2 separate regions of the Homo sapiens genome follow, and region 2 is linked to region 1. Evidence: chromatin loops called from intact Hi-C (ENCODE). Cell type or tissue: pancreas. All regions are shown on one strand. Links, peaks and the distances in the headings refer to the core of each region. The heading gives the core; the rest is flanking DNA. Region 1 holds the start of LOC105378612 (a long non-coding RNA gene). Region 2 has its middle 250 kb from the start of PRDM2.

Evidence for each region. Peaks named below come from ENCODE experiments on the same cell type or tissue, not always from the same donor. Only the 100,000 strongest peaks of a DNase experiment are listed, where the experiment ranks them.
Region 2: it touches region 1 in a loop (4-fold over the local background); 13 of 110 quality-filtered maps call a loop at or near these places.

The regions. Positions count from the first base shown.
Region 1 is chr1:13,670,160-13,675,540 of GRCh38, reverse strand. LOC105378612 (a long non-coding RNA gene) reads right to left here and starts at 5,347. Exons shown (of 3, transcript XR_946968.2): 1 at 4,890-5,347; 2 at 3,825-4,011; 3 at 823-1,300. In pancreas, for the core only: no CTCF peak of the experiment used is centred there; no DNase peak of the experiment used is centred there.
Region 2 is chr1:13,945,156-13,950,536 of GRCh38, reverse strand. It overlaps a transcript of KAZN not described here. Among named protein-coding and RNA genes, the nearest start is that of PRDM2, 250 kb to the right of the region's middle. RefSeq lists a silencer at 3,479-3,711. In pancreas, for the core only: no CTCF peak of the experiment used is centred there; no DNase peak of the experiment used is centred there.

The DNA of each region.
Region 1 (5,381 bases), core at 209-5,208:
ACTTCTAGATAAATATCCAAGAAAATCGAAAACATATGTTCACACAAAAATTTGCACACAGAGATTCAATACAGCATCATTTCTAATAGCCCAAAAATGCAAATTATTTAGTTGTAAAACAGAATGAAGCACCAATAGTCAGTAAGAATGAACCTTGAAAACATTATACTAGTGAAAGAAGCCAGACACAAAAGCCACATATTGTATGATTGCACGTATACAAATTAGCCAAAATACCAAATCAAATCCACAGAGACAGAAAATAGATGTGTGGTTGCCAGGGCTGAGGACAGAAAGAAATGACTGCAAATGGGGTGATGCACGTTTTCTGCAATTCTTTTGGGGTGATGAAAATTTTCTGCAATTTGGTGATTGCTGTCCAACTTCCTGCATATGCTAAGAATCACTGGATTGTGTAGTTTAATGGAGTGATTTTATGGTATGCCAACTCTACCTTCATTTTTAAAATTGCAAAGATAATCAAATCTCTATCACTGAATTACATCCTTTGAGCATGTGGTGCAATAAACTAAGCTGTAAGTACACTTTGAATACATAGGCTGAGAAGGAAAGTACCACAGATGACTGAAGGGAAAACTAAGTGAACACCTTTTTTTTTTTTTTGGATGCAGGGGTAATTTTTCTGATTTGTGTCAAAATGGCAAACCAGTGCAGGTTGCAGTTTCCTTGCCCCCAAAATCAACCTTGGAGAAATGATTTTTATTTTATATTTTATTTTATTTTATTTTATTTTATTTTATTTTGTGAGATGGAGTTTCACTCTTGTTGCCCAGGCTGGAGTGCAATGGCATGATCTGAGCTCACCACAACCTCCTCCTCCCAAGTTCAAGCGATTCTCCTGCCTCAGCCTCCTGTGAGAAACGATTTCTTAAAAAACAGAGAGTATGGTTTCCACAAACAAACGAAAACAGGAACTGAAGTTAGACATCCTAACTGAAGCTGCCCAGGAGGGGCTGTGGGATGTTGGTGATTCCAGCCGGGGCAGAAGCAGCTGGCGGTGGCATGAAGAGCTCAGACTGGGGGAAAGATCTTAAGTCCTGCTCTTGCTTCTTCCCCCAAGTGACCCTGGCACCATTATTAGCTCCCTCTTGACTGCAGAAATCCCAGGTCACTGGTGTCTGAGGGCAGCACAAACCTCCACTGGGCTGAGGACTTGATGAAATAGATGTGGGCCAACTGGCTGCTTTCTGGTCATCTCAACAATACCCTCTGCCTCCAGATTCCCAGGGTTCGTGGATCTCAGTCCAGACAAACTGCCTCCTCTTCATCCTGCTTCTCACTGAGAGTGTACAATTGTAAGCATACATGCTGCTAACTCTACGGCTCCAACATTTATCAAGCAATGAGTAATGAGTTTTAAAACATAGATGAATCAAGAGGTATCATTAGAGATGTCAACAAACCTTCATAGAAACTCATAGGACAAGGAGATCAAAAATACAGATAAAAGCTGGGCATGGTGGTGCCCACCTCTAGTCCCAGCTACTCTAGAGACTGAGGCAGGAGGATCATTTGAGTCCAGGAGCTTGAGTCCAGCCTGGGCAACACAGCAAGACCCATAGTCTCTTAAAAAGAAAAACAAAAACTTCTCTTTGGGAAAAAAACACAGATAGCAAAGATCTAAAAAATATAATTAATAAATTCAAGCTATATAAATATACATATATAAACATATGTACACATGCATATGTTTATATAGAATACATATTACTTATATTAATATATGTTTGTATAATATGTATGTATACAGTTGTGAGAGGGAGAAGAAACTCTGTATATTAAAGAATAGAATATACCTTTTTTTTTTTTTTTCTGAGACAGAGTCTCACACTGTTGCCCAGGCTGAAGTGCAGTGGTGTGATCTCAGCTCACTGCAACCTCCGCCTCCTAGGCTCAAGCCATCCTCCCACCTCAGCCTTCTGAGTAGCTGGGACCACAGGCACATGCCACCAAGCCTGGCTAATTTTTTTATGAATACTTTTTTTTTTTTTGAGACGGAGTCTCGCTCTGTCGCCCAGGCCGGACTGCGGACTGCAGTGGCGCAATCTCGGCTCACTGCAAGCTCCGCTTCCCGGGTTCACGCCATTCTCCTGCCTCAGCCTCCCGAGTAGCTGGGACTACAGGCGCCCGCCACCGCGCCCGGCTAATTTTTTATATTTTTAGTAGAGACGGGGTTTCACCTTGTTAGCCAGGATGGTCTCGATCTCCTGACTTCATGATCTACCCGCCTCGGCCTCCCAAAGTGCTGGGATTACAGGCGTGAGCCACCGCGCCCGGCCTTATGAATACTTTTTGTAGAGATGGGATTTTGCTGTTACCCAGGCTGGTCTTGAACTCCCGAGCTCAAGCCATCCTCCTGCCTTGGCCTCCTGAAGTGCTGGGATTACAGGCATGAACCACTGTGCCTGGCCAGAATATATCATCTTTTTCTGCACATTTTTGAGTACATATGGAAAAAATATTAATAAAAATAGACCATAAATTAGGCCATAAAAGAAACCTCAATAAATTCCAAGGGAACAGGATCATACATAACATATTGACCAGGTTTTTCAGCTATAATGCAATAAAATTAGGATTTAATAACAAAAGATGACCACAGCAATACCATATGTCTGGAAAACTAAATAACTTTAAGAAACAACTTGGCTGGGCGCGATGGCTCATTCCTGTAATCTCAGCACTTTGGGAGGCCGAGGGGGGGTGGATCACCTGAGGTCGGGAGTTCGAGACCAGCCTGACCAACATGGAGAAACTCCGTCTCTACTAAAAATACAAAAGGAGCCGGGCATGGTGGCACATGCCTGTAATCCCAGCTACTTGGGAGGCTGAGGCAGGAGAATCGCTTGAACCCAGGAGGCGGAGGTTGCAGTGAGCCAAGATCGTGCCATTGCACTCCAGCCTGGGTGACAGAGCGAGACTCCATCTCAAAAAAGAAAAAAAAAAAAAAGAAGAAAGAAACAACTCATAGATTGTAGAGGAAACAAAAGGGAAACTAAAACATTCTCAACACTGAATGATAATAAAAATATTTCTTCCTTGCTCTGATAATACAATCAGAACGACTTCTATCAAGACTGGTGCTGTGTGTGTTGAGTTTCACAGCCAACCTGAGCCTCCTACTCAAGGGATGACACTGCATGATTTTAGCACTGAAGCTATAAGAGGTTCAGATTTTTAAGATCAAATTGTGATGCACCTGGTCTAATCATAAAGAGTTTGATTTCTTCTTCCTTACAAATCAGTAATTTTCAGGCTGGGTGCAGTGGCTCACGCCTGTAATCCCAGCACTTTGGGAGGCTAAGGCAGGCGGATCACCTGAGGTCAGGAGTTTGAGACCAGCCTGGCCAACATGATGAAACCCTGTCTCTACTAAAAATACAAAAATTAGCCGGGTGTGGTGGTGGGCACCTGTAGTCCCAGCTACCTGGGAGGCTGAGGCAGGAGAATCGCTTGAACCCAGGAGGCGGAGGTTGCAGTGAGCTGAGGTCACACCACTGCACTCTAGCCTGGGCGACAAAGCGAGACACTGTCTCACAAAAAAAAAAAAAAAAAAAAAAAGGCCGGGCGTGGTGGCTCATGCCTGTAATCCCAGCACTTTGGGAGGCTGAGGCGGGCGGATCACAAGGTCAGAAGATCGAGACCATCCTGGCTAACACAGTGAAACCCCCTCTCCACTAAAAAGTACAAAAAAAAAAAATCAGGAATTTTCTATACTCCATGAAGAAGTAACTCAATGAAGTATTATTGGAAATAATCTTAGTAACACATTCAAATGCAACACAACAAAAAGGAATGCTTACCTGACAATAGCAGCCAAAGTGGAGAGAGGAATTCATAGTTGACTACCTCCCAAATGGACACAGAATCTTCCAGCTTCAAATGGACTTGCTGGTTGGGTGAGCCTGGGAAGCAGCCTGGGAAGGAGACTTCCCTGAGAGATCGGTCTGTGATTTCTAGTCCTTGTTCTAGCTGCATCTTCAGAGCTGCCTGGGAGAGCCACCAAATGCTTGCTGCCATTCTCAATGTCACAAATTATGAATTAGGAACTTTTAAGTTAGTATATGAAGTGGACAAGTGTTGTTTTTACCTATGAGGCATTATGTCCCACTTTTTTTTTTTTTTTTCAGATGGAGTCTTGCTCGTTGCCCAGGCTGGAGCGCAGTAGCACGATCTCGGCTCACTGCAACCTCCACCTCCCGAGTTCAAGCCATTCTCCTGCCTCAACCTCCCGAGTAGCTGGGATTACAGGCGCACATCACCACACCTGGCTAATTTTTGTATTTTTAGTAGAGACAGGGTTTCACCATGTTGGCCAGGCTGGTCTCAAACTCCTGACCTCAGGTGATCCGCCCGCCTCGGCCTCCCAAAGTGAGAGGATTACAGGCGTGAGCCACCACACCCAGACAGGCCCCACTTTTTTTGACAGCAGCATCCTACATTTTTCTTGGGAAATTACCCCTCCCTGCTTCCAGGCTGTGTGGTCCATGTAGACGCCCTCCCGTGCTTGAGGGATGGCTACCTGTCCAATGAGCTCAGCATTTCTAGGGCATGGCGATGGCTTTACATCTGGGAAGACGGATCAGTGATTCATCTGCCCTGTGGGAGATTTTTGCAGGGTTGTTTTTTGTTGTTGTTGTTCTTGTTTTGAGACGGAGTTTCGCTCTTGTTGCACAGGCTGGAGGGCAATGGTGCGACCTCGGCTCACTGCAACCTCCACCTCCCAGGTTCAAGCGATTCTCCTGCCTCAGCCTCCCAAGTAGCTGGGATTACAAGGCATGTGCCACCACGCCCGGCTAATTATTTTTTGTATTTTTAGTAGAGACAGGGTTTCTCCATATTGATCGGGCTGGTCTTGAACTCCCTACCTCAGGTGATCTGCCCACCTTGGCCTCCCAAAGTACTGGGATTACAGGCATGAGCCACCACACCCGGCCACAGGGTTTTCTGTGAAAGGAACACTCTCTGTCGTTTTCAAAGCATAGGCAGTAAGGCACGTGAGTCTGGAGCAGCTTGGGGTCATCTTTGCCATCACTGGAACAGAGGCCTAGAATAAAGGCAACACAGAAAACAAAAACAAAAACAGGCAGTCAAGAGATGAAGAGGGACCGTTTCTTGATGACATCGTGCCTGAAGTTAGATGTATCCCTGAACTTTTTTATTACACAAGTCAATGAATTCCTTTTTTAAAAATTAAGCTAATTTGAGGTTTATCACTTGCAACAGAAAGCAGACTGACCAATATATCAACTAGTAAGAAATACAAGACAAAACCAACTGGATTTGGAACCAGATTTTGGTTCAACCTGTCCATCATCAACGAAAGATGTAGGCCTTCTTGATTATTAAAAAGTCAAGAA
Region 2 (5,381 bases), core at 278-5,277, 270 kb before region 1:
TAAGGAAGCCCACAAGCAAGTAGATAACTCAGACAACTCATTCAAAAAATATTTTGAACATGAACTATTTGCCAGGCAGTACACTGAACGCTGGGGATATACAATAAGGAGAAACAGACACAGTCCTTGTCCTCATGGAGCTGACAGTCTGATAGGAGAGACCATCAAATCCCAGAAATGGGTACAAAAGGACAGCTGGAAGTGCTCTGTGGGGGCAATGTGGGATGCCAGAAGAGGTGACCTGGAAGGGCACTGGCCTGGCCAGGGAGGTCTGGAAGGCATAAGGGACACCAAGGAAGCATTGTGCAGGACCATCGGAGGAGGCGGGGACAGAGAAAAACCTGGGCACCCAATGACAAAGGCCAAGAGGGAGGAAGTGCAGCCCAAACAAAGCAGCAGGTGCATGAAGCAAAGGAAGAGGCCTGGGAGGGAGCAAGGCTCAGGGAGCAGGCTCAGCCCTGGGGTGTGGGGATGTGTTGGAAGAGGGGGCTGCAGAGCAAGGCAGGGGCGGGATCTGGAAGGCCCCTACCCACCATTCCAAGGCCTTTCAATCTTACTCGGACCCAGTGTCTCCAAATCTTAGCCATGAAGTTCCTCCTCACATCAAACTCAGTCTTATAGTCAACAGTTGCAGTGGGAATCCTCCCAGGTCCAAACTGGATGGTGTCTCGGCTGTGTTTTGAGCAGCAGCTTCCCCGTTACCTTTGACCTTAGAGGATGGATGTTGAGAATGGGGCTTTGGGGTCTGCCTGTCTGGGTTTAGATTCTGTCACACATTTGCCAGCTGGCTCAGCCTTGGGAAAGACAACTTCTAGCTGACCCAGATTACTTCTCCATCATAAGGTATATTCATATGGATAATAGGAGACCTTTTTGAATGTGATGAAGTTCAAGGAGTGCTAAGGACGCTGCTTGGCACAGAAAAAGGGCTCAGTAAAGTGTGAGCTGTTATGATCGCCATTATGGAACCCCATAGACATGGAAAAAAATCTCACCCTAAAAACACCTCGTCACACAGAGATGCTCACGGAAAGTCATGCAGAGGTTATTAAATATCTGATAAGGACCGCTGTCTGATATTGAGAAGCCTTATCATTTTTTAAGCCCTGAACAATCTAATTAGTGGTTGCTTTCAAAGCCAGTCAACCCTAAGTCTCCCCTGCTGCCTCTTAAACAGGAGGTATTTCTGCTGGCCCAGGCCCCTGCAGAAATTGTCTCCAAGTACAAGAGCTCATGGGATGTTCTTGGGAATGATTCAGTAACAAAACGCCACTTTGTGCCAGCAGATGTTTTGCAATAATTAAGTGTGGTCCCTGAACATAAAAATCAGAGCTGCTGAAAATAAAAATCTTGAGAGTAACTGCAATTTCTGGGACAGCTGCTCCCTCTGGGTACAGAGGAGAGGGGAAATGATGTTCTTACCAGAATGCTGGCTGGAAAGAATAATAGATTAGATCCAGAAAACCTGGGTTTGAGTTCTGTTTTACTCAGCATTTATCAGCGTATTTATTGAACACAGAGTACATGCTGGATGCTGGGTACGTCAGAGAGGCGATGCTGGGACATCTGAGTCATGCATCTTGAGTCCAGTCACGATTTTGCCTCTTGCTACCCGAGTGACCTTAGCCAAGTTACTTAGCTCTCTAAGCCTCCATTTTCATGTCTGTAACATGGGAAGGGGCCTAGGGCAGAACCTTGAGCCATATTTTCATTCCTGAAAATAACAGCAAAACAGGAGCCAGCAATACTTCTGAGGAGAAGCTTCCAGAGATACAGAATGAAAACCAGGAGATGGTGGACTGAGCATCATTGCAACAGGAAAAAGATTGTTTGCAGAAAAAAAAGAACGGTTCATGGCCACAAAGAGGTCTTGGGGGTAAGGCTCAAGAAGCCAACACTGGATCTCAAAACAGGAAGGTTCCATCCTGCAGAAGCCTCTCCACTGCCCCCTTTCCCCACACCAGATGTGTATGAGTCCGTTCTCACACTGCTATGAAGAAATACCAGAGACTGGGTAATTTACACCGAAAAGAGGTTTAATTGACACAGTTCTTCATGGCTGGGGAGGCCTCAGGAAACTGACAATCATGGCAGAAGGCATCTCTTCATAGGGTGGCAGGAGAGAGAATGAGTGCCCCGCGAAGGGGGAAGCCCCTTATAAAACCATCAGATCTTGTGAGAACTTGATCACTATCAGGGGAACAGCATAGGGAAAACCGCCCCCATGATTCAATTATCTCCACCTGGTCCTGCCCTTGACACGTGGGGATCATTACAATTCAAGGTGAGATTTGGGTGGGAACACAGAGCCAAACCATATGAAGGTGGTTCAGCAGCCTGACGTTTCCAGAATCCTTCACTCTTTCTCTTCTATACCTGTAGTAGGATGAAATAGAACCATACCAAGAAATCAGTTCTTAACCCCTGGAATCTGTGACTGTTACCTCAAATGAAAAAGCAGTCTTTGCCATTAAGGATCTTGAGATGGGAAAGATTATCCTGAATTATCTGAGTGGGCCCTTGGTATGAGCTAAACTGTATCCCCCCAAAATTCATATGTTGACATCCTAACCCCAGAAATTGCTGACCAGGGAAAGAATACAGAAAAGCTAACTCAGAGTGCGACTGTGTTTGGAGATAAGGTCTTTAAAGAGGTCATTGAAATGAGGTCCTGAGGATGGGCTCTGATCCAACATGACTGGTGTCCTTATAAGAAGAGATTAGGACACAGGCACACACAGACGGAAGATCACGTGAAGATACAGGGAGAAGACGGCTGTCTACAGCCAAGGAGAACGGACTCAGAAAAGACTAACACCGCTGACACCTTGACCTGAGACTTCCAGCCTCCAAAACTGTGAGACGATAAATTTCTGTTGTTTAAGCCCCCAGTCTGAAGTATTTGTTACGGCAGCCAGGGCAGACTAATACAGCCCTAAGGGCAATCACAAGTGCCCTGACAAGAGGGAGGCAGAGGGAGACTTGACACAGACACACTGCAGATGAGGAAGCAATGTCACTGATATGGTTTGGCTCTGCGTCCCCACCCAAATCTCATCTCAAATTGTAATCCCCATAATCCCCACATGCCCAGGTGTCAAGGAAGGGACCAGGTGGGAGGTGATTGGATCACGGGGGCGGTTTCCCCCATGCTGTTCTCATGAGTGAGAACATGCATCTTGAGTCCACTCACGATTTTGCCTCTTGCTACCCGAGTGACCCTAGGCAAGCTGCTGAGTGAGTTCCCGTAAGAGCTGATGGCTTTAGAAGGCAGTTTTCCCTGCTCTTGCTCATTATCTCTCACCTGCTCCCATGCAAGATGTGCCTTCTTCCCCTTCTGCCATGATCGTGAGTTTCCTGAGGCTTCCCCAGCCCTGAGGAACTGTGTGTCAATTAAACCTCTTTCCTTTATGAATTACCAAGTCTCAGGCACTTCTTTATAGCAGTGTGAAAACAGACTAATACAGTGACCATGGGGGCAGAGATCAGAGGGATGCAGTCACAGGTCAGGGAATGGGACAGCCACCAGAAGCTGGAAGAGGCAAGGAACGGATTCTCCCCCCAAGCCTCCAGAGAGAATGCAGCCCCACTGATACCTTAATTTTGGACATCCGGCTTCCAGAACCATGAAAGAATGCATTTCTGTTGTTGTAAGCCACTAAGTTTGTGGTCATTCGTAACAGCAGCCACACACATGAAAATACACTACCTAATATTAAAATATGAGGCATCATTTACAGGGCTCAGGTGCAGTGCTAGGAAGTAGGGTTACGGAGTAACACAGATAAAGACAGTGTCAGGTGACCTCAGGATCATAATACCTTAGCCATCTAGCATCTTTGACACACATTACAGGGCACAAGCAGGTGATCATGACCCTTTTGGAATATTAGTTCAACAAGTGTTTCTTAAGGATCCCAAGGATTGTCCTAGGTACTGGAGCAGGGGACAGTTGTGAAACAATGTCATAGGGAATTTTTAAACTTCCTCGTACTCCCTGGAATTTCCCAATTTTCTACAGTGAGTATAACCATAATGATTAGTATTGATCACGGTGTCGGCAGACTTCTGTGCTCTTGATTCTTCTTAATCCTCAAATTGCTCACTTTATTTCTATTTTATGGATGGGGAGAAGGAAAAGTAATTTGTCCCAGGTCACATGGATAATAAGAGGAAAATCCCGTTTTGAAACCCAGGAAGACTGGCTCCAGAATCGCAACTCTTCGCCTCTATGCATTCTGTGATTGAGAAAACAAAAACCATGCTTTAGAAGGCAGCTGTGTGATGTTTCTCCTCTTCTATCAGTAAGACTGTGGTAAGCATACTAGAATAAAGGCACTTAAATCATGACATGAGGGATTCGGGTTAGCCAAAAGAATGCATTTCTTAATAGAAAAGCACCAGAAATTGCTGACCAGGGAAAGAATACAGAAAAGCTAACTCTGGGTTTATTTAAAAATAGGAAGGTAGTTTCATCTGTCTGAGTGACTCTCCTGAGGACTTGGAAGCCCAGATTGTCTAACCACTGCCATCTGGCAGTTCTTGGTGCTGGAGAGAGGCCTTTTTTGGAAACAACCAAGACCCATAACTGTGCTTCCTCAGAAGTCCAGCAATAGGGACTTGGGCAGAGAAGGGAAGCAGGCATAGGAGCCATCTCGGATGTTCTGAAAACCACACCACTGCATCTTCCCCAATTCAGGTGGCCCTTGCCAGAACCAGCATTCCAATATCCCAGTTCACCCCATCTACCAGGCACCGGCTTCATAAAAAAATGTACTAAAGACTTAGGTTTAAAAACATTCTCTCTCTCTCTCTCTCTCTCTCTCACACACACACACACACACACACACACACACAAACTGAGAGCAAATGTCATTTAAAAAAATCATCCTATGGAACAGCTGTGTTAAAATTCCCAACTATGATTGTGGGTACACTGTTAGTTTTACCATTCATTGCTATATATATATTGTGAGTTGATATTAGCAAAGTGCACAGAACTTTTTTTTTTTTGAGATGGAGTCTCACATTCCTGATCAATTCTAATTTTTTTTTTTTTTTTTGAGACGGACTCTCCCTCTGTTGCCCAGGGTGGAGTGCAGTGGTGCCATCTCAGCTCACTGCAACCTCCGCCTCCCAGGTTCAAGTGATTCTCCTGCCTCAGCTTCCCGAGTAACTGGGATTACAGGCATGGGCCACCATTCCCTGCTAATGTTGTATTTTTAGTAGAGATGGGGGTTTCACCATGTTGGCCAGGCTGGTCTCGAACTTCTTACCTCAGGTGATCCATCTGCCTCGACCTCCCAAAGTGCTGGTATTATAGGTGTGAGCCACCACGCCCAGCCTGCACATAAATTTTTTATTCATATCTTCCAGATAGT